2 separate regions of the Homo sapiens genome follow, and region 1 is linked to region 2. Evidence: chromatin contacts called from ENCODE Hi-C or POLR2A ChIA-PET data. All regions are on one chromosome and are shown on one strand. The core of a region is the stretch at or near the end of the contact, and the rest is flanking DNA. Distances in the headings are between cores, read along the strand shown.

The links. Hi-C counts contacts between places; a loop is a spot of excess contacts on that map. ChIA-PET counts read pairs that join two places held with the same protein, here RNA polymerase II (POLR2A). Pooled maps may share reads with other maps.
Region 1: a loop to region 2 is called in a map of heart right ventricle, with 2.4 times the contacts of the local background. The contact joins two enhancer-like sites. A Hi-C loop is called at or near these places in 4 of 168 maps with a recorded cell type or tissue (DLD1, heart right ventricle, lower leg skin and 1 more) and 3 of 50 pooled maps. POLR2A ChIA-PET finds 5 or more read pairs at or near these places in 3 of 52 experiments (MCF 10A, OCI-LY7 and WTC11).

The regions. Positions count from the first base shown.
Region 1 is chr19:5,103,933-5,106,632 of GRCh38, forward strand. The region is part of intron 9 of KDM4B (lysine demethylase 4B); the gene reads left to right. Among named protein-coding and RNA genes, the nearest start is that of PTPRS-AS1, 72 kb to the right of the region's middle. Within about 2 kb of position 1,304, at least 9 of the 41 ENCODE cell types and tissues checked have a DNase peak (open chromatin) inside an H3K27ac peak, as active enhancers do.
Region 2 is chr19:5,059,412-5,062,111 of GRCh38, forward strand. The region is part of intron 6 of KDM4B (lysine demethylase 4B); the gene reads left to right. Among named protein-coding and RNA genes, the nearest start is that of KDM4B, 92 kb to the left of the region's middle. Within about 2 kb of position 1,344, at least 7 of the 41 ENCODE cell types and tissues checked have a DNase peak (open chromatin) inside an H3K27ac peak, as active enhancers do.

The DNA.
Region 1 (2,700 bases), core at 54-2,553, 44 kb after region 2:
GGCCAGCCACCTTCTGAGTAGCTTCCGAGCTCCTGAGGCTTGGCCACCCGCACATCATGGGGTGGGTGAGGAGCAGAAGGAGGGGCCCTCCCCACGGCTGCCTGCAGTCTGGCCCTCCCCTTTTTATCTGGGAAAAAGTGTCCTGTGGCTGCTGGGTGGGTGGCAGGGAGGCTGGCCGAATCCCTGGCCAATGAGTCCCGCTGGCAGGACCCCGAGAAGCAGAGGAGCTCGCTCCAGCTGGTGCCCCTCCACCCCGGCAGCAGCAGGACGAGCAGGCGTGCCAGCACAGCTCCTGGGCACCTGCCCCTTTCTGCTCCCGGGTCCCCTGGCTTCTCATATGTGCTTATTTTGTCTCCCAGTTACACTGTGAGCTGCTTCAGGGCAGGGCCCAGCGTTGCACGGTAAAACTACATTAATTCAGACTCATTAATTCAGAGCCTATAATAGTTCAGACATGGGAGACGTGACTCTTTTTGAGCTAAAAGTTGGAAACCGTTTTGCTCTGGGTTTTTATGGCCACAATTGCAGAACCTAATCTAAGATCAGTACCTTTTTTTTTTTTTTCCAGCAACTAAAATCTTGGGAAATTAAAGGTCCTTAAAACATGCTTTCAATTGTGAGCCAGACAGTTCTGAACCCGGCAAAGAGCAGGCACAGGGATGCTCTGTCTTGGAAGGGGGTTTTGTCTGGGAACGCCACTTCCAGGATTCAGACCTCATGTGTGTCCCTCGGGAGCTTCCAAAATAGGACTGCTTTTAGGTGGAGCGTATTGGAACTGATGTCAGTGAGAAAATGGACACCCTCACACCCCCCAAAAATTAGAAACAGAAGACCTCACTCCTCAGGCCGTGCCTCTTCTCTTCCCCAGACCCTGGGCAGGTCTCAGCAAACCCGGGAGAACCAGAGCCTGACTCCAGGTCCCAAAGTTGTCATTTCAGGGACCTGAATTGCTGTTTTCTCCCATGTATGAGTGTCTGGGCTCATTAAGATAACTGGGGCCATCCCAGCCGGAATGTGCAAAGTCCATGGGCTCCGGGAGTTTGGAGCTGGGTCAGGTGGTGAGGCCGGGAGAGTCGCACCCCCTGGGCTCCGTCCGGGCAGCAGGATCCAGGTCCCCATGAGGCTGAGGTGCAAATGGCCCCGCTCCCTGAGCTGCCCCTGAGTTCTGGGGGCAGCGTGCCCACAGTACATGGCTGGCTTGGGCTGATGGTGCAGAGGGCACAGGACCCAGAGCGGGGCAGAGCAGGAGGCCAGGACTCTCCATGCCTGGAGCCGGACTGCTTCCCGGCAGGGGCAGTCAGAGGCCCGGAAGCCGGTAGTGGGGCGCGCGCAGCTGCCACGCTCAGTACAAACTGGGACTGCTGCCCATGTCTGCAACAGACACACCTGCGATTGCTCCCAGAGTGTGCTGAAGCTGGTCTGTGGGACGTGGTGTTCACCCCGATGCTGTTACACTGCGAGTTACACTAGAAAAGTTACTTCATGACTTAAGTCAGGCTTCAGCAAGCTTTTTCTTTTGAGACAGGGTCTCAGTCTGTCGCCCGGGCTGGAGTGCTGTGGCATGATCACAGCTCACTGCAGCCTTGACCGCCTGGGCTCAGGTGATCCTCCCACCTCAGCCTCCCAAGTAGCTAAGACAGTAGGCGTGCACCACCACACTCACCTAATTTTAAAAATAAATTTTTGTGGAGACAGCGTCTTGCTATATTGCCCAGGGTGGTTTTGAACTCCTGGCCTCAAGCGATCCTCCTGCCTCAGCCTCCCAAAGTGCTGGGATTACAGGTGTGAGCCACCATTTGAGCCAGCCCAAACTTATTGTAAAGGACCTGATAGTGACTGTTTGCAGCTTTACAGGCCGTGCATTCCCCATCTTGAATGTTCAGCCCTGCCCTTGTAGCGTGAACACAGCTGTGGATGATACATAAATGAATGGGCCTGGCTATGTGCCAATAAAACTTTATTCACAAAAACAAGTGGCAGGCCAGATGTGGCCCATGGGCCCACCTTAGAGGATATGCCTTCTCAATAAAGAGATTTAGAGAAATAAGTAGCGCAGAAGTGTTTACTCCTACAATTGAAAGAACCACAGTTATTGTTTTGATACATTTCCCTGTCTTGAGAGAGCTCTGCCCATAATTGGGCTCTTGCTATATTCATGACCGTGCATTTTGTGTTTCTTCAGGTAACAGACACATCCTGAGGACGTTTCTGTCATTGAAAGCGTCCTGTAGACCGCATCTTGCCAGCGCACACCTCCCTGTTGTGTGTCGTTTATTTAGTCTGTCCACGATGGTTGAACGGTTTGGTTAGAGTCATTGTGTGTGTGTGTGTGTGCGCGCGCGTGCAAGCGTACTTGTCTTTCAGTACAAAAGCAAAGGACATCTTTGAATTCCTTCCTTCCTTAGGCGAGATCGCTAGCAGGGGGAGATTAGGGATGAGCTTGCCTGGAGTGTGCAAAGATCCACGTTGCACCCGTCATCTGCAGCTTGGAAGAGCTGCTCAGCTCCTCCTTGCATCCTCCTGAGGCCGCCAGGGTCTGCTCCATGCTCACTGGGGGCCGAGTAGGGGCCGTGATGCTGACGCACCCTCCTCCTCTGGGGGATTCCGCAGGACCCAGCAGCCACCCGGCAGCCACCCCTCCCTCTGCTGTCACTAGCTTTGGGCAGCGCGTGTCTCCTGCGTGCAGGAGCACTGTGAAGC
Region 2 (2,700 bases), core at 94-2,593:
GCTTGTTCTCCCTGACCTGATTGCGAGCCAAGCAGACTTAACCCGTGTGTGAGCCAAACCCTCCCGGAGCTCCAGAGCCCAGCCCGGGTCCCCGAGGCCCAGGGAGGGACCCAGCATCCTGCGGCCTCTGCCCGTGGTGGGCACAGGCTGAGACTTAGGTCATAGGAACAGGAGCGCGTAGCCTCATGGCCATCGGCCTGTGTGTGAGACAGTTCAACTCCCGTGCTCTCCAAAGCTAGTCCCATCATTACACGCGCCATTTAGGACGCTCCAGGCCATCTCGGTCACCAGGGGCCTGGCGGTCACCGTGTTTCCTCATGAGGCTCAGTGGGTGCTGTGTGTCTGTGGGTGCCGGTGATGAAATAAATGTAAGCATAGAGGCATCAGAGCATTTTAATAGATGGGAGCCTCCACAGCCTGCAGGTATCCAGACGACGTTCTGCACACAGAGACTCAGACTCCCACCAGGGCCTCACGCCCCACTGCCTCTCCGGGATGCCTGCGTGTGGCTCACTCCCACCACGGGCACATCAGCCCTGGTGCCCAGCTGGCCTTCTGCAGAGCCTGGTGCTGGAGCAGCTTCTCGAATTCTCTGCTGCCTCCTCCCCACAGCCTTCCAGGGCCTCAGAGCTGCTGCCAGGCCAGCACCTCCTTGGGCCCGTGTTGAGGCCCCACGGGGCTGGGCTCATGTGGGAGCTGATCTTGGCCGGGTGATCCCTCACTGCTCTGGACAAAAGGGAGCCATGGGCCGGGCATGGTGGCTCACGCCTGTAATCCCAGCACTTTGGGAGGCCAAGGTGGGCGGATCACCTGAGGTCGGAGTTTGAGACCAGCCTGGCTAATGTGGTGAAACCCCGTCTCTATTAAAAATACAAAAATTAGCCGGGTGTTGTGGTGGGTGCCTGTAGTCCCAGCTACTCGGGAGGCTGAGACAGGAGAATGGCGTGAACCCGGGAGGTGGAGGTTGCAGTGAGCCAAGATTGTCCCATCCAGCCTGGGTGACGGAGGAAGACTCTGTCTCCAAAAAAAAAAAAAAAAAAAAAAAAAAAAAAGGGAGCCATGATTGTTCTCCAGCTGCAGTCCCTGTCTCTTCAGACCCTCTGTGCTCTTAGGAGACTGTCGTTGTTCTCTCCTTTTTAAACCATCCTGTGCCTTTTAACAGAATAAACGGCAAGGGGTCCCCACTGAGGTCGAATAATGCTGGAGGAGGGCCGTGGGTCCAGGCATGGTGGGGGCTGCCTCCTGGTTGTTGATGAGCAGAAATTCAGGCCGGTTTGACGGCAGGCACGTGAGGGAGGTTGCTGTGTGTCAGTGGCCCTGTGTCCCTGGCACTGTGTCCGAACCTGACAGCCGCCGCTGTGTCACTGGGCACCTGCCCTGCGCACCCTCCCCTGTGACGGGCACTCTCACAGCTTTCCTGGCGAGGCTGAGGGAAAAACATGGCAAACAACTCGCACATGACTTTGCGTTTTTGGCCTTGTCATATAATAAAAGTAATTTGTGGGCCTAAAATAAATCAGGGCTGGGGATCAGATGCCTCCAATCTGGCCTTTAATTGCAGGCGTGACATGGCTTGCCTCGGCGAGTCTGCTCCTAATTAAAGTGGGCTGGCGGTGTATGAAGTTCGCACGGATCCTCAGGGTGCTGACCCAGCCCCGGTTCCGGAGGGCCAGTGTGACGACACCTCGTGGCCCAGGAGAGCAGGGCGGGCCACCCATGGCCACCGTGCCAGGAATGGGGTCTTCTGGCTGGCCCTGCGAGAGCCGAGAGCTCTGTCTCCTCCGCCTGCTGCTCCGCTTTGTCGGGCATTCCTGTGGGCGGCTCTCCCCATCCCAGGCTCCCCATCTTCCCTGAGCCGAGGCTCCCAGGACTCTGCTGGTCTCCTGTGTGTCTCAATAAAAGGTCATTATTTGAAATCATTGTCACCACTGGTTTAAGATACCAAATTCCATCATCTCTTGTCCCGTAAAACGATCCATTAAAGATAAAGCCACTGCAGCTCAATAAGGCTGTTTCCTGGGAACAAGCCACCCTGCTCCCTGGCAGATCCTATCTCCCAAGCAAGTATTAGTATCTGCCACATAAAGGAGCCCCTGTGCTGGGGACAAATGAGGGAGGTGGCCTTTCCCCAGGATGAGGCTCCATGAAAGAAGATTTTTCCAGTAGAAACAGGCAGGTTGGCTCATGCCTGTAATTCCAGAGCTTTGGGCAGCTGAGGCCAGAGGATTGCTTGAGCCAGCCACTGGAGCTCGAGAACAGCCTGGGCAACATTGCAAGACTCCATCTCTACAAAAAAAGAAGAAAAAATCAGCTGGGTGTAGGGCGCACACCTGTCATCTTTTAGCTACATGGGAGGCTGAGGAGGGAGTATTGCTTGAGCCTGGGAATTTGAGGCTGCAGCAAAGACCCTGTCTCTTAAAAAAAAAAAACAAAAAACAACAACAAAAAACAACAACAAAAAAAAACAGAAGAAAGAAATAGGGTAGCTTTCCATCAGATATTGGAGGAGTTCTGTCATTGCCTTGGGAGGAGCCGTGCAGCCCAGGCTGGGCTCCATTTCTGCAGCGGTGGCATCTGGGGGAGCAGGGCTGGCCCCGCAGAATGCCAGGGCTGGAGCCTTCCCCATGGGGCCTGCACCTGCTCTGGGACTCCCGTTTCTCCTGTGAGTCTTTGCGAAAGGGTCTCACTCCTCCTCTTCCT